Regions from separate parts of the Homo sapiens genome. Here region 1 is linked to region 2. The links are chromatin loops, found by intact Hi-C in ENCODE. Cell type or tissue: IMR-90. All regions are shown on one strand.

Region 1 (8,000 bases), 120 kb after region 2:
TCATACTTTCTTCCTTTGACATGCTATCTTCTTTTGGTTTTTAAAATATAATGTTTGTCTGGTTTTCTTCTTATTTCCCTAGCAGCTGCTTCTCAGTGTCCTTTGGTTCTTCCTCTTCATCTCTCCAGTTTCTTAATGTTGAAGTGCCCTAGGGTTCAGTCTTGGATTGCTGCTCTCTTTTGTTTATTCTTACTCTCTTGGTGATATCATTCATTCTTATAGCTTTAAATATCACCTGCACTCTGATAATTCCTCAAATTTTTTTCTGTATGCCTGACCCCTGGAGCTCCAGGCTTATATTTCCAAATGCCTTCCCAAACTTATAAGTTCAATGTCTGGTATCTCATATTTAACACATCTAAAACTGAAGGCCTCATAGTCTCATCTTAATATGTTCTTTTCACAGTATCCTCTGTCTCAAATGATAGTCATTTCATCCTTCTAGTTGCTCAAGCCAAATATTCAGAAGGATCATTGACCCCTCACTTTCTGTTACACCTTATTACAATCTGTCAGCAAATCCTGTTGTTTCTACTGCAAAATGTATGCAGAATACAACCATTTCTCACCACCTTACCACTACATCCTTAGCCCAACCTATCCTTTTCTCTCTGGATTACTGCAATCATTTGTAACTGCTCCAACCATTGCTCTCTATAGTCTACTTTCAGCACAGAAACTACAGTAATCCCATTAAAAAATGAGTCAGAATATTTCTGTTCGAAAGCATCCAAAAGTAAGTTAGTTCTCAGGAAAAGCTGAAATCCTATAGAGTGTAGTAGCTTACAAAGCCCCATCCTAACTGGTTTCCTCTTAGTTCTCTGACATCATCTTCACCAACTCTCCCCTCAATCACTCTGCTCCAGGTGAAGTTGCCTCTTACTGATCCTCAAAATCATCAGACATGCTCTCTACCCAGGATCTTCACCTAGAAAGCTTTCCCCGCAGATATACCTGAGAAGAATGTAAACACCATGAGGGCAGGGATTTCTCTCTGGTTTTTTTTCGTCTGCTATGTCCTCAACATATATAGAACAGTGGTACTTACTAAGCACCCAATAATTACTTCTTAATGAATGCCTCTTATTCACGTGGCCTCCTCAAGCTAAAATATCTTTCAGTAACTAAAATATTACCTCATCTGTAAACCATGTCTTTTATCTCCAATTACACTCCTTACTCTGAATCATGGCAGGCATTAAACTATACTTCTCTTATAGAAAAATAAAGAAATTAGTGATTGAGAATATGAATATCATTTAAACAAACAATGTTGAAATTATTACTTATTCAAATGAGGTAAAATAAGAGGCTTCCAGTTAAGATAGTGTTATGAGTTCACAATTTAACTCATCCCCCTCCAAACACACAGCATAGTGATGATATTTTTTAAGGATTTAAAAATTCTTTAATTGTTAAATACTTGCTATGATTTTTTAAAAATCTAGGACAGCCTGTAATAGGCTAGTTAATTAAAGCCATAAAATTTTAAAGTATAGTTGTCTCTGGGGTCCTTAATTAAGAACATGATCCTCAATCTAAAATTCTACATTCAACTAAATTATGATGCAAGAGTACGAAGAAAACAGACATTTCCAAACATAAGAGATGTTTGGTGCCATAATTAAGGTGATGTTATAACCAACACCAAAGAGAAGTTGTGAAAATCAATAACTTCAAAAATAAAATGTGCTTTTAAATTTTTTAATATTTGTTAAACTTACTTTCTTCATACTGCTATTGGACCAACCCTCCATCCACAACACCTGGCATTTCTTATGCAAAGCTGGATTACTCTCACAGTTTATCATGAAGTTTGAATTTGCAGAATCCATTATCAAGACAATATGCAAGTTTTGCTGAATTCCTAAGAAATATATAAGAATAATAATACAATCAGGCAATCTATACGTGGTCTGGGTTAAAGAGATCAAAATTTTCTCAAATGAAATAGTAGGAGTTGTTTCTTAAAACGAGCACAATATAAAACAATATTATGTTATGATTTTTATTTTAGTTAAAAGAACACTTATAAATTTGTGTATGTGCATGTTAAGAAAAAAGACTCAGAAAAATGTCCATGAAAAATGTAAGTGTCATAATGTCTGGGTGGTGTGATTATTGCCTCATTTTTTACTTATTTCAATTTTGGATTTCTACAGTGCATATAAAACTGTTTCTATAAGAATAAAAGGCTAGTTTTTTAAAACTATGAAGTCTGGCACAATCTAAATGGTTCAATAGTTCTTTAAGACAGGAGGTACTAAAGCAGCACTAATTTCACCACATGAAACAAAGGAGGCAAGGTAAATATTCCAAAGAACATTACCATACTTTCATCATTCCTGTTTGCTAAAATTTTGCTAAGGTATTGATATGGTTTGGCTCTGTGTCCCTACCCAAATCTCATTTTGTAGCTCCCATAATCCCCACGTGTTGCGGGAGGAACCTGGTGGGACATGATTGAATCATGGAGCGGGGCAGGTATTTCCCATGCTATTCTCATGATAGTGAATGGCTCTCATGAGATCTCATGGTTTTAAAAACAGGAGTTTTTCTGCACAAGCCCTCCTTTGCTTGCTGCCATCCATGTAAAATATGACTTGCTCCTCCTTCCCTTCCACCATGATTGTGAGGCCTCCCCAGCCATGTGGGAACTGTGAGTCCAATAAACCTCTTTCTTTTGTAAATTGCTCAGTGTCAGGTAAGTCTTTATCAGTAGTGGAAAAACAGACTAATACAGGTGTTTTTATTATAGGTTAGCCTATCCACTAGTTAGGTGTTACTTTCTAAAAGCTCCAGAAAAAAGATTTAAGATACCTTTGCAATCTAATGACAAAATAAGGCAAATTAAATGATATATATTTCATACAAACCAGTTTGATTTGATTAATGAATTCTATGTCACTTACTATATGTGAAGTAATTGAAGACTGGTCCAAAAAAACCATCTTGTGAAGCTTGATCCTTAAGTGGTAACAGCAAGGGCTCTAATTCTTCAAGAGTATAGAGTCCAGGAACTTCACCTACAGAAAAATATTAGACTAATTGAAAACATTTTAATAAATGATGCTTTTTCAATTTTTGTATTTAAAAATCTGCTCTTATTCAATCTTTATTTCCAAAAATATACAAACTTTATTACCTCTACTTGACTCACAAATCTTTATCTATAGCCCTCATTTGATAAAATTCAAACACCTAAGCAAACCACTCAAAATAGTCATACACTAGCCATCTGTCTACCTTTACTGGTTATTTTTCCATCTTCCTCCATAAGACCTTGTACTCTAGCCTCAATAAACTTGTGTTCCATAAACACAACAAAATATTCTCTCTTCTTGGAATGTATACTTACAGTCATCCTCTGCCCCTTATCTTGATACCCAATAAATTCTTATCCTTCAAGATGCTACTTCCCTAACTGCTATGCCCATAAGCCTTTCTTGACTGCCCATATGCTGATTAAACACTCTTTCTCTTTCACATACTATTCAAATATATCACTTTTTAGCACTTATCACATCATTTAATAATGAATTACTTCCTTCTTATCTCCAATTAGACTTTAAATTTCTGAGGACAAATATTTGACAATGTTCAACATTTAACCCTAGAATATTCTTACCTAAGTATCTAGAACAAAAATATGTTTTACATAAATGAATGAATGAAAAGATGAACTTGTACTAGAAATCAGAAGAACTGGTCCATGGCCTGCTACTATGCAGGCCAAATCATGATGATGAATAGAATGATGAAAGGCAAATCAAAGTTGATTAAGACTACAACTTTAGTCTTAAAGACAGACTTAAAGATAGAGGGCCTGGAGCACATCTTGTTCACTTCTACAAATTGTAACAGTATTTAAAACTTGGTCCTGCATATAAGAGGCATTTAATAAATATTTGTTAAGCCAATATGTTTACAATTCACAAGAAACTATAACATTAAGTGAAAAGTCCTTTGCTACACATCCAAAATAATGCATTCATATAAGGCCCATCACAGTCTGATCCCTACTTTTCTTTAGGTTCAACTAAGAGGCACCAGACCACCCCCACCCCACAAGCTTGTACATACTTGAACACATGCACACATAAATCTGTATATGTTTTTCTTCAAATTTTAGACATACCAAGATATTTTTGATTCCTTAAATTTAGCAAAAAATGTCAGCTCTATCTATATATTATACACATTAGGGAATAAGAATTTGAAATAGAAAAAAGAAACCAAGCCTACTGAATACCTCCTCTGAAAATAAAATGCCAAGATTTGACTTCTCATTTTTACGATTATATCTTGATAATAAAGACCAATTTGTCTTAAAATAATGATTATTAGGTTAGTGCTTATCTGAATGTTTGCTTTCCAAAAAAAAAAAAAAAAAATCTGTGTTTCTGGTCTCATCAGCCAAAATGAACAATGTCTCCATCTAGTGACAACTGAAGCAATACGCAGGAATGTATTCCTTAAATATCAAAAGATGGAACGCTCTAAGTCCACTCAAGTACTACTACTTTCACTAAGCCATTATCCCTCAACTTTTTAACAGAAATGGATCTACCACTTGTCTAATTAGAGCATCCTGGTCTGTATTTCTCATCTGGGCACTAATGTTTAAATATTACTTATTATTTAACCAAAGCTGTTAAATTCTGAAGAAAATTTCTCCTCAGAGCACTAGCATGATACAAAGCAAGTATTTATTGAAAACTGAGTTGAAAATGAGTTCATATAACTTTGTCCTTTGATCCCCACAGTGATACCACCCATACAATTGAAACTAGTTTTTAAGGTTTATTTTGTACTTAAATAACAAAACACTCTTGATCCAAGTTTAAAACTAAGCTACTTCCTCCCAATCACTAACAGTGATTACTCATAGAAATATTCTAACAAACTTCATAAATTCTTCAAAAAAAAGGAAGAAATATAGGAATTCGCAAGTGTCCTCCCCAGGAAGACACCAAAAAGGTCAGGTAACACCACAGACAGCAGGAGAGTACCACAGTTTGCTGGGGACAGAGCCACAGGAGAAGAGTAGCAACAGTTCTTAGTTCAGGTTGCAGAGACTCAATTAGGGAGTCACAATAGCCAAATGATACTCCCACCATACCCCAGAGATTTTAATTCAATGGATTTAGGGTAGTAGCAAAGAATTCGTTTTTAGTTGTTGTTGTTGTTGTTGTTTTTAATTATCCTAGTGATTCTAACGTGCAATTAGGGGTGAGAAATGCTGAGGAATATAAATGGACAGTGCTTCATGTTATATCTCAGAGGAAAAACAAGACTCGAACTTATCTCAGAGGCAAAATGCAAGTAATGATTTTCAAACCATAGAAATCTTGAAAACATAAAACAATAAATATCTCTACAATCCATAGAATTCCAGATACATAGAGAGCCCACTTAGCCATAAATTTCTAGAGAGTATTTGTATTAAGATAGTCCTCTTTCAAGTGGTATTTTTCTATTATACAGATGCATAAAGTACATATAAGTTCCTTTTTTCCTTAAAAATAATTTTAATTTCTTCTTTTAAAAAACAAGATTACTGGCCAGACGCGGTGGCTCACATCTGTAATCCCAGCACTTTGGGAGGCCAAGGCGGGAGGATCACCTGAAGTCAGGAGTTCGAGACCATCCTGGCCAACATGGTGAAACCCTGTTTCTACTAAAATTACAAAAATTAGCCAGGCATGGTGGCGCATGCCTGTAATCCCAGCTACTCAGGAGGCTGAGGCAGGAGAATCACTTGAACCTGGGAGGGGGAGGTTGCAGTGAGCCGAGATCATGTCACTGCACTCCAGCCTGGCGACAGAGCAAGACTCTGCCTCAAAATAAATAAATAAACAAACAAGCAAACAAACAAGATTACTTATTACTTGATTTGTAATATCCAACTGAAGAAGGAGAATGTGCATTTTTCCAGGTTAATGAATGCAACTATATTCCAGACACATGAAATGTGGGCACTAATGTGTAGCATTATGTGGAATTTCATATATCTGGAGTATATGTATATTCATATATCCATACTAAGGCCATACTATTATATAGTTATACAACCATGCCACTACTGATAGGAAGGTTCTATCAAATGTTTGTGATTATAAATTATACTACCTATTTTCTTACATACTACTTCTTTTATTTCTGTGGGTTAAATTCCTACAGATAATAGAATGGTACATCAAAGAGTATGGCACAGCTTTTAATAAGTCCTAGATGATAATTTTCCCAAAGGTTATAACAGATAATAACCCAGCAAAAGTATATGTAAAAGTCAATTTTTCTGAATATTCACCAATACTCAATATTAACAATTTTTATATGTCTTAAATTATTGGTTTTATAAAAATGGAGTCTCTCAATTCTCCTGCCATGAGCATGTTTAACACCATGTCTCCTAAGTAAGAACTATGCCAAAAGTTCTCCAAAACAAATAAATTTTGCACAAGATAATTTTACTTGGATAATTTTTATGCCATTATTTTTATTTTCTTCGAAAAGAAACTGTTCACTTGCCTGAAGACAAAAGGCTATTGATCATCTCCAAAAATGTAGGATGTACAAACTGGTAATCCTCAAGAAGTAAAACTACCTGTTGTGCTTCAATTCCTGCAAGTTGCAGCACCTGCAAAATCAGAAAATATTTTTTAGTGCCCTTTAAGTATTTTTGGTACAGTTAAAAATTAACATTTTGTATTTGTATGTAAAGTATGCCAGTATCATGTGTTTATTTATTCATTTATTTCCATTTTAATAATTAAAAATCAAACTTTAGCCACATAATTTGGAAAGTAAATCCAACCCCTAAGTAAATACTAATTATTTTACAGCTAGGCCATTAAAATTAAAACAAGTAGATCATTTTTATCTCTACTCATATATTTCCTATGTAAATTCCATCCTTCTGTTTACCATTCATGTCTGTCTAACATCCCATGACCTGGAGTATCTGCTTCCTAGAAATTCTAATAGTATTCTCTTTCCTGTCTATAGATAAAAATGTAATTTTCTAATAATCATGGAAAAAATAATCTAAATTAAAATAAAGACTACATTGTATAACAGAGAACTTTAGTTCTTTAAAGATGTTCTTTAAAACTTTAGTTCTTTAAACCTTTAGGTCTTTAAAGATGTTTAGAGTAATAACCAATGTAATTTAAAACCAAATAAAGCAAAAGAGAGTGGGCAACTCACATGTTTGAGATCATTTTTGAACTGCTTCAGTTCATATCCTCTGGAAATCTTTGGAGAAAACAGGACCGCTCCATGCATGTGACTGACTAAAGAAGTGATGGTCCGACGACCTACACCACTGCGTCCTGCTAATAGAAGTGAACCTCCAGGGAAACTCAGCACTCTATCTATCCTAGACATATACTCCAAGACTTCGTGGAAAAGTAAAATGTCTAAATTCTGGTTATCTCGTCCATAATGAATAAGACCCTTTTAAAAAAATCAGAATATTTTATAATTAATATAAGCCCTAATTACATAATAAAAATGTTACTTACCTAGGTTAAAATATTATATTTTTGATACATTCAAGAAAAAAAGTAAAGTGACTACATATCATCTCACACTCAATATTTTATATGTCTGGTAATCCTGGATAAATATATTGGCATTCTCTAAGGAAAAACTCATGTCAAACAAGTTCAAGGGTCCGTGAAAATCAGTTACTTTTGGTCACTGCTACACTAATAAAAAGCAGCATGAGATAGCAGGTTAATTATAAAACTTTAAAATTGCTCAAATTTTATCAGTTGTCATGAATCAGTGTGCATAGACCATGAAAAAAATCCCCAAACTCTAGAAATCTAGTGCCTAAAAAATCTTTTGTGAATGTTTGTTCTTTCGCATTGCTTGGGAATGAATCAAAAGCTAACACAGGTACCATGCTCTGCCAGGGACTACCTGATAGAGTGCAGGAAGGGAGAAAGGAAAATTAGACTTTACATATTTAACAACTTTCAACGCTTCAA
Region 2 (8,000 bases):
TAATTTAAAAGAAGCAAAATTTCAAACATTACTAAGTCTGAAGTTATAAGAGAAGTATAATTTCTGCTTTAAAGATTTCTTCAGAAGAACTTAATTTAGCTTAATTTTAAAGTGTTTCTCATTTACTCAAACTGTCTTGATTGCACAAATTCGTACAAACATAACACAAATGATCTAATTCATGCAAAAAGTTTTTCTTCAGCAATGAAATGAAAAGTACATATATTTATTCAGATATAAATTCACAAGATACAAACTTAGTAGAATACATGTTTCTATTTTACCACTTACGTGGCAGTGGGACTTTTTCTACACATTTCTCTCCCCACTAAACTGAATTCCTTCAAAACAGGGACTATTTTTATTCACCTTTACATTCCAAAACCTATTCTAATATTATATTAGAGGCAAATAATGTTGGATAGCTGAGATAAATAAAAGTAAAAAATACCAGAGGATCAATACAAATACTTCAGGAGAGGATAAGCTTTGGACTGGGTATTGAACGAAGAATTTAAATAAGCAAAAGCAGTGGCAAGAGTAATTCTAGAAAAGATATAAAGAAATACTGAAATACCTATAGCCAAAAACGCTAATAGCAAAAATATTTTAAGATATTTTTTCAATCAACTCAAACAATATTTATAGTTGCTTTAAATGTAAAATACATCTTTAAAACAAAAGCAATATTCATTAATAGAAAGTACCAAGGACACTAAGGGTACCATCAGCAAACAGGTACTGGCACACCACCCCACAACAAAAAAAAGAAAAGGAGAAGAAAAATACATGCTCTACCCTTGAATAACTCAGAATCCTGTAAGAGAGTACAGAAAAAAACATGCTTCAGTTTCTTCTAACATCAGTAATAACAATTTCTCCCTGAATCTTGTATTCACATTAGATTACTTACATTTTGCCTTTAACTTTTATTGGCAGAGACAGAGGTTCTGGTCAGTGTCAAACTTCCTAAATTAATCACCTATATTCATTTGCATCACTTTTTCACCCACTTTCCCTCCCAAACTACTGCAATTAGATTTCTATCCTCCAACATTCTACAGAGATGATTCTAGAAAAGATTTTGAAATACTGAATAATGCCCAATTCCTTATAACTTAGCCCTCCTCTTCCACTCCCTGAACAACCAGCATCACTCCCTCCCATCACCTGAAGACTCTCTTTTAAAGCTCTTCTGCTTGTCTTGTTTTCTGAATGCAGATCACTCTTGCTAAAATTCTTTCAAAGATTTTCCCATCTTCAAGTATGTGTTAATCATAGATATTTCCCAGGATACTACCTTCAGGCATCTTTCTTTTCTGTTTCATCCTTCCTAGCAATCAATCTCTAATTCTCACAGCTTCCTCTGTCACAGATGTACTTCTTTTTTGTCAAATCTTTTTTATCATATCTACATCTGAAGTCTGTCCTACGTTTATTTAGTCTATGTTCCTACTAGACATTTCCAAATAGATATTTTATGGCAACTCAAATAAACATTATTGCATGGGCAATTCGAACTAACATATCAAATTTATCTCTCCCCCTCCTCACCATCAAAAACAAAACCCAAAGTCTCTTGCTTTTGACTTTCACATTTTGGTTAATGTAACATCCCTACGGTAATTATAACAGTGGAAAAGTTGAGGAAAAGAGTGTATTAGCTGATGTGGTTGAGAATGCCATGTGGTGTGTATACTGCAGCAGGTTACAAAAACAAAAAAACTGCTAACTACTGACACACAGCATCTGTACATAAGTATAATCAACAATTTGCAGTAGATAGATACAACTTGTGGTCATTGCCTTGAATGTATGTACTCATTTTTGGCCTTCATATTTGTACAAAATTGGTTATACAACTTTGGCATTAGCCTGTCCTTAAAAGCCCAAATCATCAAATACCTGATGCAATATCAGTTCTTATATCCCTGAATTTGTGCATGATAAATAATGTTTTCTAATCTACTTTTTGTTAAGTACATTGACAGGCATGGTGTCAAATCAAACTTTGTAGTATCTGAATATTTACTTTCAAATAAGGGTGTTTAAATGTGGCTTGGAATGAAAAAAATCTCTAAATATATAAATTCTATTAGTTCAGTTGCATATACATCTTTATAATTTGAAAAATAAAACGTTAAAATGATTGAAGCACTGTGAAACCCTTTTAAGTAAAAAATGGTAATTAAAAAATAAGTACTCAAGTAAATAAGCAGTGAAACAGACTGACAGTTAAAATACAAATAAGAAAATAAGTGTTAACCAAAAAACCTTAGGAAGAATTTTATCTTCGTTTCATCCCAAAAGTATTCATAAAAATTGGAATACTAAGGCAAGACAAACTAGTAGAAATTAGATCATATTACGATAAATTTGGGATAATTTTTTGCTATATTCGAGTGAGTAAAAAGTAAAATGAAGTCTGGGTTGAATCAGGACAATCTGGGTAAACAACATGGGCGTCTATCTTCTCATAGTACTATTTCCTTAGAAACTACGTAGTTAAGATAAGGGTGGAATGTTTTATCTGCCTAGTTTGTCATGAAACCCCTGTTCCTTGGGACTCCACTTAGCCTGGGGAGCTGTGTGTTGGTATACAAGCACTGGACTTTTGTAGCTAACATGAAATAGAAGATTGGTGGGAAACTAAGGCTACAGCTTCGCAGTACCAAGATGACCCCCACATCCTTGGCTCTTGTCAATGGCCCAGGAGCAAAATAAGTTCTGTATATAGGTAGCTGCTTTGCTTGGCCTCCCTGTAAGATGAAGATGCTGAACATTCTGTATTTCTTCTCCTGTATCTCTAAGTCTCTAAGGCTGTATCTGCTCTATCTTACCCTATTACCTTCATTAGATAATTGATCCAAACTATGCTAAATCAGATTCCCCTAGAACCTGAATGATACTGAGACTAGCAGTTGCAGAAGCCATGTTCTGTTAATAATAGAACTTTCAAGAGAAGGTTTTGAACTTCTATTGATAAGGTTCCCAAAGCAAATCCTTTTTTGGAGCCTATGAAATAACTTTTTATTCTTTTAATAACCTTTTAATTATATTAACCTTATTTGCTTAAGTATTGTAAAATTTTATGTGAATATTCAAATATATGTATTATACACACACACACGTATGTATTTGGGTAGAACTTGAGTTTAAACATTAAAATAGAGAGGGCTGGAACAAGATGGCTAACTAGATGCAGCCAGGAAGAACCATTCCCACTGAGAGATACCAAATTATCAAGTAATCCAACAAAATTTGGGCAGATCTTGGGGAAGAAAACACTACCGAGAGTGGATGGAGAAGTGACGCTGATGCTCAGGGTGAAGCGGGAGGAAGCTGGAACCCTGTGTGCCTTAACATAATGCTCGGGGCTGTTCCCGGCCCCAAGCAACTCCTGAGGAAGTGATGAGTGAGGAGACTGAGGGACATCTCACCCTCACCTTGGACCTATGGAATCCTAGCTCAGCGGACCCCGCATCCACCATGGATGTGTGAGCTGGTGGAGGATCTGCCTGGAGACTAGGCAGAAACAGTGCTTCAGCTGCTGTGGAGCTCAGGAGCTTTTGTGTGCAGGACAGCTGTAGTAGAGTAAGGCCCTAAGTGCCCATTCCCCCAGGGGTCCTCATCACCCTCCTAGAGGCTCTAGCATCAGCTGACTGCCAGGCCAAGAGACAGCAGGCTGGCTTCCCCCACAGGATTGGGGCACATCTGTTCTGCAGGCCTTCCCACTGCCGAGCCCCTCCATAGCCACCCCGCAGGATCGTGTGCACAACGCAGCCTCCACAGCCCTGCCTGAGTGCTCCGCACTATCTGAGTATTTTCCAAGTAACCTAGGGGCACTTCAGATCCCCCAGTGCTGCCAGAGTCTGACCCCAAGCCAAGGGCTGTTCCAGTGTCCCCGGAATGCGGTCTGCAGCTCAGGAGTACCGAGCCCAGATCTGCGGCCAACACTGGAGCTGGGGAGAAGCGCCCACCCTCAGATCACTGAGAGGGGTGGGACGTGCAGGTTTGTGGGCCAGCACAGAGGCGGTTCGTACGTCCCTCCACAGGGCTGGCCCAGAAAGCGTATGGCCGGCCTATCTCCCGGATGCAGCCTGTCAGAGGGAGCCCAACCACCCCGAACACATAGCAAAAGAAACCCGGGGAAGGAGCCAATGATCAGAAGAGGCTCACTCAAAGCCAAGGACGGGGCCCTGGTGAGATGATTTTATTCCCCGCCCCTCCCTCTACTCCCAAGAACGTGCCTGCGAAAACAAGGAAATAACAAAAAAACCACAGGGCTAAGTAAGAGCCTATCTACCAGCCACTACTCCTAAGCGCCATCTATTGGACTGAAGCCCAAACTACAACACTAAACATTATTCTGCTAATAGATGCCGGAAACCAAGAGCAAGAATTCACCCACAAATAAAGACACTGTACAGAGCCTTGGCCCTCTGAAAGCGCCCCAAACCAAACCCAACTGAGTGCACCCAACTTGCATCAGAGTTAAAGGAACGCCAGCCCCACCAGATGAGAATCAGAGAAAAAACTCTGGCAATTCAAAAAGCCAGTGTCCCCTTACCTTCAAAGGAGCCCACTATACGCCCATCCCCCGCCCACCAGCAACGGTCCCTAATGAGACTGAAATGTCTGAAATGACGTAGAATGCAGAATGTGGCAAAAAAGCTCAACAAAATTCAGGAGAAAGTTGAAATCCGATCCAAAGAATCCAAGGTATCCAGTAAATCAATCCAAGAGCTCAAAAATGAAACAGGCATTTTAAGGAAGAACCAAACTGAACTTCTGGAATGGAAAAATTCACTACAAGAATTTCATAATACAATCAGAAGTATTAACAGCAGTATACAGGTGAAAGATCTCCACAAAGAGAACTATGGAAACAGACACATAAACCAACAGAACAGAATAGAGGGCCTAGAAATAAAGCTACACACCTACAACAATCTGACGATCTTTGACAAGGTCCATAAAACAAGCAGTGGGGAAAGAACTTCCTATTCAATAAATGGTACTGGGTTAACTACCTAGCCATGTGAAGAAGATGGAAACTAGACCCACTCCTTCCACCATATACAAAAATCAACTCAAGATGGATTAAAGACTTAAATGTAAAAGCTAAAACTATAAAAACCATGGGAGACAACCTAGGAAATACAATTCTGAACATTGGCCCTGGCCCAAAAATTTCATGACAAAGATGCCAACAGCAATTGCAACCCAAACAAAAATTGTCAAATGAGACCTAACTAAAGAGCTTCTGCAGAGCAAAAGAGACTATCAACAGAGTAAACAGACAACCTACAGAATAGGAGAAAATGTTTGCAAACTAAGTACTCAACAAAGGTCCAATGTCCAGAATCTATAAGGAACTTAAAGAAATTAACAAGCAAAAAACAAACAAGCCCATTAAAAAGTGGGCAAAAAACATGAAGAGATGCTTCTCAAAAGAAGACATACATACGGCCAATAAACATATGAAAAAATATTTGACATTGTGATCATTAGAGAAATGCAAATCAAAACCACAATGAGATACCATCTCATGCCCATCAGACTGGCTATTATTAAAAAGTCAAAAAATAACAGGTGCTGGCAAGGTTGCAGAGAAAAGGGAATGCTTACACACCACTGGTGGGAATGCAAATTAGATCAACCATTGTGGAAAATAGTTTGGCGATTTCTCGAAGAACTTAAAACAGAACTACCATTTGACCCAGAAATCCCATTATTGGGTATATACTCAAAGGAATATAAATGGTTCTACCATAAAGACATATGCACATGAATGTTCACTGCAGCACTACCCACAATAGCAAAGATATGGAGTCAACCTAAATGGCCATCAATGGTAGACTGAATAAAGAAAATGTGATACATAGACAACATGGAATATGCAACATAAGAAAAGAACAAGACCATGTCCTTTGCAGCAAGGAAGTGAAGGAGCTGGAGCAAGACCATGTCCTTCACAGCAAGGATGGATGGAGCTGGAGATCATTTTCATAAGCAAACTAACACAGGAACAGATAACCAAATACCACGTTCTCACTTATAGGTGAGATCTAAACACTGAGTATACATGGATACAAAGAAGGGAACAACAGACACCAGGGCCTACTTGAGGGTGGAGGGTGAGAGGAGAGGGAGGATCGAAAAATTACCTGTTGGGCACTATACTTATTACCTACGTGATAAAATAATCTGTACACCAAACCCTTACGACACACAATTTACCTATGTAACAAATCTGCACATTTCCCCTGAGTCTAAAATAAAAGTTTAAAAAGAAAAAAAATCAGAAAATCAAATATTTTAAAAAATATATTTAAAGTAAAACTGGAATGTGTTGTGAAAATAAAATGTTTAAATAAAGCTTGTGGGGTCTACAGTACTAAATCAAGTTTAATTTTGTCTCCTTCAGGCTCACTAGCAACTTTTTTTGAAGGTAGATCTTTTTTTTAGGTTACCTGAGAACTGATCATGCGCTGAGATGAGCGAGCGATATTGGCAGGCAGACCAAAGAAACTAGGTTTGTCGTCCTCTGGAATTTTCTCAATGACAGCACGATAGTCCTAAATATAAAGAAGTGAAAAACAGTTTTTTTAAAAAATAAAGATTGAACTTACAATCATTGAAATAAGAAAGAATACTTTGAAATGTTCAATTATTATTTGTATTTTTATTTTCTAGATAAATCTCACTTTGTATGATATTAACTCAGTTATCTGTGGGAAGTATTCTGTCATTAATACTTCTTCACACTTCAATTATTTGATATTATATTTTCTTATCATAACTCCCACATACAAAGGGACTCCGAATTATTTACAACATATTTGAGTGATTATGCCTACTATATGTAAGCTACCATGTTAGATGTTTTTAGGATAGCTCTGTAATTTTTTTCCTATAACTTACCAAAGACCAATCTGCAGAGTGCAGTTCTGCTCATGTTAAATTAAGCAGTTATATATATATATATATATTTATATATTCAGGCAATCTACTTTTGTTTCTTTTTAACTTAGAGAAACCTTGTAAACGTGTAGAAGCACTGCTTTGTAAATTGCTTTATAATAGAGCAATTCCAGTTAGTCTTCAGTTTGCTGGTGAGGTGTGATAAAATGCATTGATAATCCTATCATTTCATCCTAAGAATTACCCTACACATTGAATAAGCTTGGCTTGTTGAGCATTCATTTCAACAGTTACTCACTCATGACTTTAAATCAAAAACTAAGTGCAGGCAAAAACACTTATTCAGTTTGGCCTAAACATGGAAACTGTTTTGTTTTCATGAAGAGAAGTTATTTTAAGGCAAGTACTGCACGTGCATCTAAACCGTGTTTGCTGAAGTAGGCATGGGAGACTTGGCCTCTGACTTCCCCTCATCCGTTCTTATCCTTGGCAGCTGACCCTGAAGTATTTCCAAGGAGACAGTTGGACTCCAGGAAGTCCGGGGCCTGTAAATATGTCACATTTTGGAAAGTCATGCTGTTCTTTGAAATTCTTCCAATCCTTTAGCTTAGCATTTGTAAACTTCCTCAAGGTATTCAATCACAATATATACGTATAAATGTATATGTACATGTACATGAGTGTATGTTTGCATATATGTGTGCATGTATTATCGTGGGAAACATTCAGTGTCTTTCATCTAACTCAATTAGAAAGCTAAACAGTGATTGTCATAAGTCATCCTATAAATTTAAAAATATTTACTCTTTGTAGAGTTATACACTTTGCTTATTTCAAAATAGCTATGAAATCTTGTCTAGACTGGCTAGAGTCTTCTGTCTATCTAGAACTATACAGTGATATGCTGACTAGTAACTGGCAGTTACATATTCAGACTGATTTACCCTTACTTGTACATAAAAATATATATATACCACGTGATATAATTTATATAAACAGCACAAAAACAAGAAAACTAGGCTGTTAGAGTTAAGTATAATGTACCCTTTGTGGGAGAGGTAGTAACTAGAAGG

What was found. A loop is a pair of places that touch in the nucleus more often than their neighbours do. Peaks named below come from ENCODE experiments on the same cell type or tissue, not always from the same donor. Only the 100,000 strongest peaks of a DNase experiment are listed, where the experiment ranks them.
Region 1: it touches region 2 in a loop (3-fold over the local background); 3 of 110 quality-filtered maps call a loop at or near these places.

The regions. Positions count from the first base shown.
Region 1 is chr11:103,198,689-103,206,688 of GRCh38, reverse strand. DYNC2H1 (dynein cytoplasmic 2 heavy chain 1) reads right to left here. Exons shown (of 89, transcript NM_001377.3): 49 at 7,213-7,461; 50 at 6,535-6,643; 51 at 2,913-3,026; 52 at 1,725-1,867. Among named protein-coding and RNA genes, the nearest start is that of DYNC2H1, 93 kb to the right of the region's middle. In IMR-90, a CTCF peak has its summit at 4,442 (motif pointing left); a DNase peak (open chromatin) is centred at 4,448.
Region 2 is chr11:103,322,467-103,330,466 of GRCh38, reverse strand. It overlaps DYNC2H1 (dynein cytoplasmic 2 heavy chain 1), which reads right to left. Exons shown (of 89, transcript NM_001377.3): 82 at 6,477-6,581. Among named protein-coding and RNA genes, the nearest start is that of DYNC2H1, 220 kb to the right of the region's middle. In IMR-90, a CTCF peak has its summit at 4,324 (motif pointing left); a DNase peak (open chromatin) is centred at 4,306; H3K27ac peaks cover 337 bases.